Linked DNA regions of Homo sapiens: region 1 is linked to region 2. Evidence: chromatin contacts called from ENCODE Hi-C or POLR2A ChIA-PET data. All regions are on one chromosome and are shown on one strand. Each heading gives the region's core, a stretch centred on a gene start or an enhancer-like site at or near the end of the contact. The rest is flanking DNA. Distances are from core to core; before and after follow the strand shown.

Region 1 (4,435 bases), core at 755-3,254, 190 kb before region 2:
TGTAGGCAGGAGGAGTGACCAAATTTTATAGATACTGAAATACAGGAAGCCCTTAAAATTGTATGCAAAATGTGCATACATTGGCTGTTTCTTTGGTAGAGATTCATAGCTTTCATCCATTTGTCAGAGGGATCTGTGTCCTCCAAAAGTTCTCGTGACTGCATTTGGAAGGAGAGGGAGAAGAACTTGAACAAAATTTCTAACTCAGGAGACAGGATAATTGGTTGCATCATGGAAGGCGACATTTCAGGTAAAAAGAACATTGATTCAGCAAAGATTTGAAGATAGAAAACATGGGCTTTATCAGGGAAGTAGTGGGTAGTTCAGGTTAGGTTGACTGCAGGGTAGAGTTTGAAGAACAGAGGTCAATAGGAGCAAGCTTGCTAAAATGGGTGAGAGCAGAGCCTGAGTTTAGAAGGTATTGTCTCAGTTGAAATAAAGATGTAAAATGTGGCAGTGTGAATGTATTAAATAGAATGGATTCAAGATATTGTGTAGAAAGAATTGACAAGATTTGGCTGGTGACTGGCTGGATGGGGAGGGGAAGGTCTCGGGAATAGACCATCGTAGGCTTCTAGTCGTAAATGATTGGGAAAATGAAAAGTTACTGCAACCTTTTTTGCTCTGGGGCTCAGTGATGAGGAAAAACCCAGCCTTTCTATTACAAGGATTTTCCACATCATCATCATCATTATTATTATTACTGTTATTATTTTGCTATTAAAATAAATTGGAGAGGGATTGTTGAATTCTGATACTGGTGTCCAGACACCAGGGATACTTAATATCCTGCAGTGTCCAGCTCAGTTTCTCATAAGGAAGAATCGTCCAGCCTAAATGGCTAATCACACACCCCTAGTGAAAACCACTTTAAGAAGTTATTTTGGTTGGGGAGATGGTTGTAAGCATTTCTTTACCACTCCCTTGAGATTACCTTGAAGTCAGAGTAGAAGCTGCCTCACATGTCTGCATGGATTTTCGTGTTTGTCCTGGATCTTCTCAAACACATTGTTATATGGCAAATTTCATTCTTGGTAATATACGTCATTCATAATTATACAGTCACCTTTAATATCTATAGTCTAACAAGTACATTGGTTATATTAAAACATCTCCCACCTCAAAGGAATATGGAAGATGGGCAGATATAGTGGTGAGTGGTTTAGAGTATTCAGCCTACCAAAATAAGAGTTTCTGGGGGAAAGGCAGTGAGTTTGGTTTGGCCATTTTAACTTGTCCACATGAATTACACATTATTCTTCCCACTTGCCATCCCAGGCAGAAATTTCTAGCAAGCAGTTAGAGAACCGGAGCTCTGGGGAAGAAGCACAGAAACTTCTCAGATTTAATAGGTGGAGCATTGGGAATGGATTAAAGCACTCCGAGGAGAGAATGTGTCAAGACAAGAGATGGGACAGACTTCGGGGAGCACAGATTCTATATTGGGCAGGAGTAGGGGGGAGCCTTAGGCAAAGTAGGAGGAAAGAAGTGGCACAAAACTGAGAGAATCCGGAGAGTGTCACAGAAGCCAAGGAGAACAAAGTTTTAAGAAGAGGTGGTCAGCTCCATTAAATGTTGCCAAGAGGTCAAGAAAGACAAAAGCCTAGTAAAGGGCCATTGGAAATACCCATTGGGAGGTCTTTGTAAACTTTTAAAACAGAAGTCTCAGTGGAGTCCTGTGTGTGTAGTGGGGCGGGAAAGGAGGGTGGAGGCAGGGGTGAGGGAAGCACATTCCAAAGGGTTTAAAGAGTGAATGAATGAAGAGGGTGTGTCTTTAGGAAAGTCAGACGCCAAAGAGAGTTTTTTTCCTGAAAATTTCAAGTGACAGCCTAGAGACAAGATTATTTCAGCATCTGTGTTTGTAGGTAAAGCAAGGTGCTAGAAAAAAGAGGGAATATTTGGAAATAGGGCTTACTTTTATGAAAGGTTGAGGCAGGATTAGTCTTACAGGAAAGGGCTCCTCAGAAGTCTTCCTGACAGTGATTACAGGAAGGAGAAAATGGGTTATGCTAGAGAAGGCAGGAAGGCCAGTGAAGCTCACCTTTTTATGAAAGCTTAGGATTCAGTAAGGAGGCGAGGTTGTCTGTTCAGATTCTATAAAATAAAAAAGATGGGATTTTCAGTTTAAGGAGTATGACAAAAGATTTGGAATAATGCTCTTGGGAATTTGGTGAGCATTCAAACAGAAATGAGTGCAAGGATGACTCAAGCAGTAGTAAGGAGCCATGGGAGTTCAGAGGTACGAGTTGGCATGGTATCCTGACCCTCCACGAGCAATAAGTAAGGGAAAGCATCTGGATAATGGGTTTATATAGGGTTTGACATTGGTAAGATGAGTATGCTCTGAAAATTGAGAGCACTGTTCCAAAGGCTAAGGAAACGTGAAATCAAGAAAGACAATGAGCTTTTGGTATAGGGTGGGGCATGGAGATTCTGATAAGATCCTTCCGCCTAGGGGAAAGTCCCCGGACCTCGGTCAGAGAGTGCCACGTGCATGCGCAGGTAGACATTCCCTACGGCTGGGCGCGGTGGCTCACGCCTGTAATCCCAGCACTTTGGGAGTCCGAGGTGGGCGGATTACGAGGTCAGGAGTTCGAGACCAGCCTGACCAACATGGTGAAACCCCGTCTCTACTAAAAATACAAAAATCAGCCGGGCTTGGTGGCGCCTGCCTGTATCCCAGCCACTCAGGAGGCTGAGGCAGGAGAATTGCTTGAACCCGGGAGGCGGAGGTTGCAGTGAGCTGAGATGGTGCCACTGTACTCCAGCCTAGGCAACAGAGTGAGACTTCCTTCATCTCAAAAAAAAAAAAAAAAAAAAAAAAAAAAAGATAAAAAGAAAAGTCCCTGGGAGAGAGAGGTGAAACAGGCTGCTTCAGAGAGGAAGTTCTGAGGTAAAAGCCTTGAAGGTAGAATAGTCCTGGGATCCTTCCTTGTGGAGTTGTTTGGAGGATTAAATGAGATAGTACATATGGGTCTGTCTGGCACCTAGTAAGAACTGAGGTGGTTGTAATTATTAAGATGAAGTTCTTGTATAAATTACACCTCCCTCTAACTACTGTTGTAATATTTGTGTAAATCAAATCATATTTCAAACAGATTCCACAAACCATGAAACACAAACCAAAATAAAGTGTTAATTTTTTTCAACTGAACCACATGGCCAACGTCCATTTAAAAAAATTTCACTATCAAACCATTTCAAAACACAGGTTGCTTTTAAAGAAAAAAAGTTGGACATTGGTGTGGATCCCAGCTCTTATCACTCGAAGGGACATTTCTTAAACTTTCTGGGTCTTAATTTCCTTGGCAGCAAAACCAGGGGTAATAGTTACTCAGTGTTATTGAGATGATTACATGACATCATCTGGGTGACAGCACGTGGCACATTACCTGGCACAGGTACTCTGGATGCTTCCCTCCTTCCTTGGGGTGTCTCCTAACAGGTCAGTTTGTATACAAAAGAGGATTTTGGAGGAAGGGTCAAGGAAAGCCTACGGTTATAATCGTGGAAGAAAATTGTGATCATTCTGTTCACTAGCCGAAAATCCTTGTGATGAGAAAGACTTGTGAGGATTATTATATTTGTCCTTGCTTCTCAGGGTTAAGGGTCAAAAGAGTTAATGTAAGATAAAGTGCTTTATGATATGTAAACACTATGGAGATGTTATTACAGTTTCTGAAATAGATGCCCTCGACTATTATGTGAGCATTTTCCTTCTTTCAGCATCTGATTTTTTTTTTTTTTTTTTTTTTTGAGACGGAGTCTCGCTGTGTCACCCAGGCTGGAGTGCAGTGGCGCGATCTCAGCTCACTGCAAGCTCCGCCTCCCGGGTTCACGCCATTCTCCTGCCTCAGCCTCCCAAGTAGCTAGGACTGCAGGCGCCCGCCACCACGCCCGGCTAATTTTTTGTATTTTTAGTAGAGACGGGGTTTCACCGTGTTAGCCAGGATGGTCTCGATCTCCTGACCGCGTGATCTGCCCGCCTCGGCCTCCCAAAGTGCTGGGATTACAGGCGTGAGCCACTGCGCCCGGCCTTCAGCATCTGATTTTAAATTCAGAAGTTTATTGTTCAAAGCTGCTTTCCTTAATTGTGCTTACTAAGATACACGGATTCTATTAAAGGTTGAAAGTGTTCAAGGAATTAAAATACTCATTTTACAAAGAAACTTCGGAAACACTACATACTATGTAGTATTGTCCAGGAGAGTAAAAGTGTAAATTAGCAGTAAAAAGTCTTCAAGAAGTCCTACAGTGGAGATATTTGTCTGACTTCATGATTTGTTTTCCTAGAATTACTTGATCATGGAATAATTTAGTTTTAGAATATTTACTAATTGTGTTCTTGGAACAGTTTGGGAACCACTTATTTAAAAGAAGCTTTTGCATTTTAGTGTTGGAAAGGACATTAGAGATTATCGGGTTCAACCCCTTT
Region 2 (4,625 bases), core at 1,443-3,942:
TGAAACTACTGTGAGCCTCTCGCTTCATCATGCCTCGGTTGTTACACCCTCAACCGCTAGGGGGTGCCAGGAAAGGGCCCTGGGCTCAGGAGCAGCAAAGTTCCAGCCAGAGTAGTCAGGACGCAACAGAGATTGCAGCCCAGGCAGGTGGTTTTCATACTTCCCCAAACAAGCCTCACACCTGACTGCTCACCGGAGCCGCTTTTTGTCTGGAAGTAATTATGCCCAACAATATATAGATTCGTTACGTCTGTTGTGGTGTAAAAATCTGACACACCGTCTTTAATTAGAGGCCAGCTGAATTTGCTTTAAAGGCTTTTCTTCTTTCTCCACTTCCAAGTCTTGAGACATCACCAGGTTAATGCCATTTTGATTAGCTTGTTAGAATAATTTATTGTTTAGCCTTTTTAACGATTAGGGTGTTCACCTCATACCCAATCCTTTACTCTATTTGATTCCCTGAAAACTTACTGACAGGATTCACTGAGTATGCATCTGAAACAATCAGAAAATTCCATAAAATGGCAGTTAAAAGTAATAAATCCTCCACGGACCCACCCAAGGATGTGCCTCAAACATGATCACTGGCTGAGGCAAGAGGATCACTTGAGATCTAGAGTTTTAGGCCAGCCTGGGCAACAAAGTAAGACCTCCATCTTTATAAAAAATTTTTTTAATTAGTTTGGCATGGTGGCATGTGCCCAGCTACTTAGGAGACTGAGGTGGGAGGATCGCTTGAGCCCCAAAGTTTAAGGCTGTAGTGAGGCTAGGATTATGCCACTGCACTCTAGCCCAGTGATAGAGTGAGGCCTTGTCTAAAAAAACAACAATAAAAAGATAATAATTACTGGCCACCATTTCTCCCAGCTTTTTAAAGGATTAGAACTTTCCCTATTGTTGCAGCTGAATAAATTGCATCTTTAAGGTCAAAAGAAGTTTGAAGTCCTTCCACTTTCCAAGGAGTTTTTAAAAGAAAATATACCCATCTCTTCTGCCTTCTTAAGAGGAGTATTTTTTTATTCTGTTAGGGGAGACTTTTGTTACTGAAACTAACCCCAATTAGTCTATCAGCACAGCTAGAGAGAACTAGAGGACCACAGGGATTTTCCAGGTTTTCTTTTGCAACCAAAAAGTCATGGGGAATTCCAGAACAGAAGATGCTGGCTAATCAGACCTCCACTGGACTGAAGGAATGTTAACACAGCATACAAACAGTCTCCATACAGCACTGGCCTGCATAGTTCAGACCTTTCTGGTTCTACCATGGAATGCTTTTTGCAGAGTTATGACTCCTCATGACCCTCCAAGTTGTTAGAGCAGATTAGAGCTCCCGATGACTCTGCTGATGAGCAGATGGTATTCTCTCTCTGAAACAGCTGGAGAACCCTGGTGGTGATGGTGGGGTTATTGATTCAGGGCCTCAATAACTGCTAGAGTCATCGTTGATCCCTTGATTTCTCTCCCTCCCTATGAGGAATCTGTTTGTAAATCATGTCTATCTTGGAAATATATCCAGAATCCAAACACTTCTCACTTCCTCCTTTACTCCCACCATAGACCAAGCTGTCATAATCTCTGCTGAAACAGCCTGCAATAAGGCCCCCCAGCTTCCATCCTTATCGTCTTATAGTCTGTGCATACTTGCCACCTTATAAGCTACATCATGTCCAACCAAAACTCCATAAAAGCTTCCCTTCTCACTCAGAATACAAATCTGGAGCCCTGACCATCGCCCCCCCGAACCCACCCCTCCTTCATGAGCTGCCCTCTTCCCTTTGCCTGTCTGGCTCATCTCCTCTGGACTCCTTGAGTTCACCTACTCACTCTGCTTCAGCCTCGCTCGCCACCTTGCTTGTCCACAAACCATCCCGTACCAGGACCTTGCACTTGCTCTTCCCACAGGCAGGACTGCTTGTCCTCCAGAGAGCCCTGCGATGCCCTCCCTCCTTTCCCCAAGGCTATGCCTAAACACCACCTGAGCAGAGAGGCTTTGCTGGCCACCCCACCTTGGCCACTCTCTGACCCCTTGCCATCCTTTATTTTTCTCAGCATTTGTTACCATCTGACATCTTTATTTGTTCGTGTGTTTCTTGTCTGTCTCTCCCACTGGAATGTAAGCTCCATGAGGCAGAGACCCTGTCGGTTTTAATCAACACTGTGCTCTCAGAACAGTGCCTGGTCCATTGTGGGGTCTCCACAGGCGGCTGCTGAAGCAATAAATGAGTAAATGAAAAAAGAAGGCTCAGCAGCTCTGCAAGCTGTGAATGAGTGAACCACTCGGCAATCAGTGTTTGTTCATGTGACGTCTTGCTATTTGTTTCACAGATAGGAAAAAGGGGCCTAACGAGTCTAGTTCTCAGAGTCAATTCAGAATAAATTCACATCCAATGGTATTTTTCTGGAAAATCTCGTCTTTGGATTTATTCCACAAACTAAAAGACAGAAAGAGTTCAATTCTTTTAGACTTCAATATAATTTCTGAACCCTGACTGCATGGGCCTCTGGAGCAGGCCTAACTCACAGGACAGGCTCCCTGTAGCTGGCAGTGTGACTGCCAGGCTCCAGAGTAGGGTGGGGTGTGGGTGGTAACTGTGAAGTGCCGGGGCTGCCTGTGGCTCAGAGGCCGGAGTTCATCCTGAGTCATCTCCCGACCACAGGAAATGCCCACAGTCGTGCTCTCCTGGACTCAATGCCAGGCCCTGGCTCCTGACCAGCAGGCTCAGCTTCCCCTGAAGGGCCAGGCAACATGTTTTGTTTCATTTTGTTTTTAAGTGATTTGTACTGACTTTAAAGCAGAGAAAGATGGTACAATCCAGGACCACATCTTTGTCTCATTTTTGGCAGCCAATGATCTACAGGATAAGCAACAAACAAACCCAAAAGGAAATCACTAGACACAGAGCTAGAGCTGGAACCAGAGCCCTGAGATAGACAGGCGAACATATTTTTCAAGTTCCTCGTGGAATTTCACTTCTTGTTGGCATCTTTTTGATGATTCTTTGTACATCTCTTATCTACCAGGAGGCGGTTTGCAGGGTGATTCTGAACTCAGGTGGGAGGGTAGCGATCTGTCTCCAGGGCCCTGTTTTCTGAGCAGTGAGGGAAAGTTGTGTAACTTTTCCATGCCTCAGTTTCCTTATCTGGTAAATGAAAATAGAATAGTCCCCATTTTATTGGGGCCTTGTGAGAACAAAATAGGGCTACCCTAATACAATATTGAATGATGCCGGGCACTTGGTAAGTTCTCACTAAAATGAGCAACAATAAACATGCATCCCAAGTGAAACCAAAGGAGGGTTTACAGGAAACTGAGAGAGCTTCAACCTAGGCTCCAGTGTGCACAGGTGCCTGGGAGTATCTGGGAGCTGCGGGTGGCTCCAGGTGGGATGGAAGCCAGATTACCATCGGGAAGCGTTTTTTAGAAAGCATTTCTGGTGAAGTGCCTGAGGTGATGTTAAGAAACAAAGAGACTGGAATTTTCAAGCTTTCAGTAATCTGTTGTCATGGGTTTTCCCCCCTGATTTGAAATAAATATACACTTTCACACATGATTTATTTCCAGTTTTGCATTTCTTTTTTTTTTTTTTGAGAGATCTCGCTCTGTTGCCCAGGCTGGAGTGCAGTGGTGCAATCTTGGCTCACTTCAACCTCTGCTCCTGGGTTCGAGTAGTTCTCCTGCCTCAGCCTCCCAAGTAGCTGGGACAATAGGCACGTGCCACCATGCCTGACTAATTTTTGTATTTTTTGTAGAGATGGGGATTCACCATGTTGGCCAGGCTAGTCTCGAATTCCTGACCTCAAATGATCCACCTGCCTTGGCCTCCCAAAGTGCTGGGATTACAGGTGTGAGCCACCACATCTGGCCTGCATTTCTTTTCTTAAAGAAGGCCTCCCAAAAGGTATAATCTTTAGGCCCCACAAAACCTGGACTCATCCCAAAATGGTGTAATGAAATCTTCGCCATATTACTGAAAGGTGGATATTATCCCTTTTTCATAGTCTCAAAAGTAAAGTGTTCAGAGATAAACACTCTCCCCACAGATAGACAGGAGGACCTGGCAGGACTGCAATTTTGAACCCAGGACTCCCTACGTCCAAAACCAAACTCTTCCCACTACACTCAGCTTCCTCCCATTATGGGCATCATGATGGCTTTAAAAAGTAAGTGCCGGACTCAAATGGATATCCCTATGCCAATGTTCATCGCAGTACTCTTCACAAGGGCCAAAAGCTGGAAACAGCACATCCATTGACAGATGATTAAGCCATCAAAATGTGGTATATCCATACAGCGGAATATTATTCAGCCTTTAAAAGGAAGGAAATGCTGACACATACCACTACATGGATGAACCCTAAAGACATTATGCTAACATGAAATAGGCCATTCCCACAAAAGGACAAATATGTTTCCACTTATGTGATGCACCTGGAGTAGTCAGACTCATGGAGACAGAAAGTAGAATGCTGGGTGCTGGGGGTTGGTGGAGGGGAAATGGACAGTTATTGTTTAATGGGTGAAGAGTTTCAGTTTGGGCTGATGAAAAAGTTCTGGAGATGGTCAGTGGTGAGGATGGCACAACAGTGTGAATGCTCTTAATGCCACCAAATCATATACTTAAAAA

What was found. A loop is a pair of places that touch in the nucleus more often than their neighbours do. ChIA-PET counts read pairs that join two places held with the same protein, here RNA polymerase II (POLR2A). Pooled maps may share reads with other maps.
Region 1: a map of PC-9 shows a loop between it and region 2 (3-fold over the local background). The contact joins two enhancer-like sites. A Hi-C loop is called at or near these places in 1 of 168 maps with a recorded cell type or tissue (PC-9), 2 of 37 single-sample maps with no recorded cell type and 4 of 50 pooled maps. POLR2A ChIA-PET finds 5 or more read pairs at or near these places in 2 of 52 experiments (CD4-positive, alpha-beta T cell and activated CD4-positive, alpha-beta T cell).

The regions. Positions count from the first base shown.
Region 1 is chr2:160,394,945-160,399,379 of GRCh38, reverse strand. All of the region lies in intron 1 of RBMS1 (RNA binding motif single stranded interacting protein 1), which reads left to right. Among named protein-coding and RNA genes, the nearest start is that of MIR4785, 11 kb to the left of the region's middle. Within about 2 kb of position 2,004, at least 4 of the 41 ENCODE cell types and tissues checked have a DNase peak (open chromatin) inside an H3K27ac peak, as active enhancers do.
Region 2 is chr2:160,206,283-160,210,907 of GRCh38, reverse strand. No RefSeq gene overlaps it. Among named protein-coding and RNA genes, the nearest start is that of ITGB6, 8.3 kb to the right of the region's middle. RefSeq lists enhancers at 340-389, 1,040-1,109, 1,250-1,339. Within about 2 kb of position 2,692, at least 29 of the 41 ENCODE cell types and tissues checked have a DNase peak (open chromatin) inside an H3K27ac peak, as active enhancers do.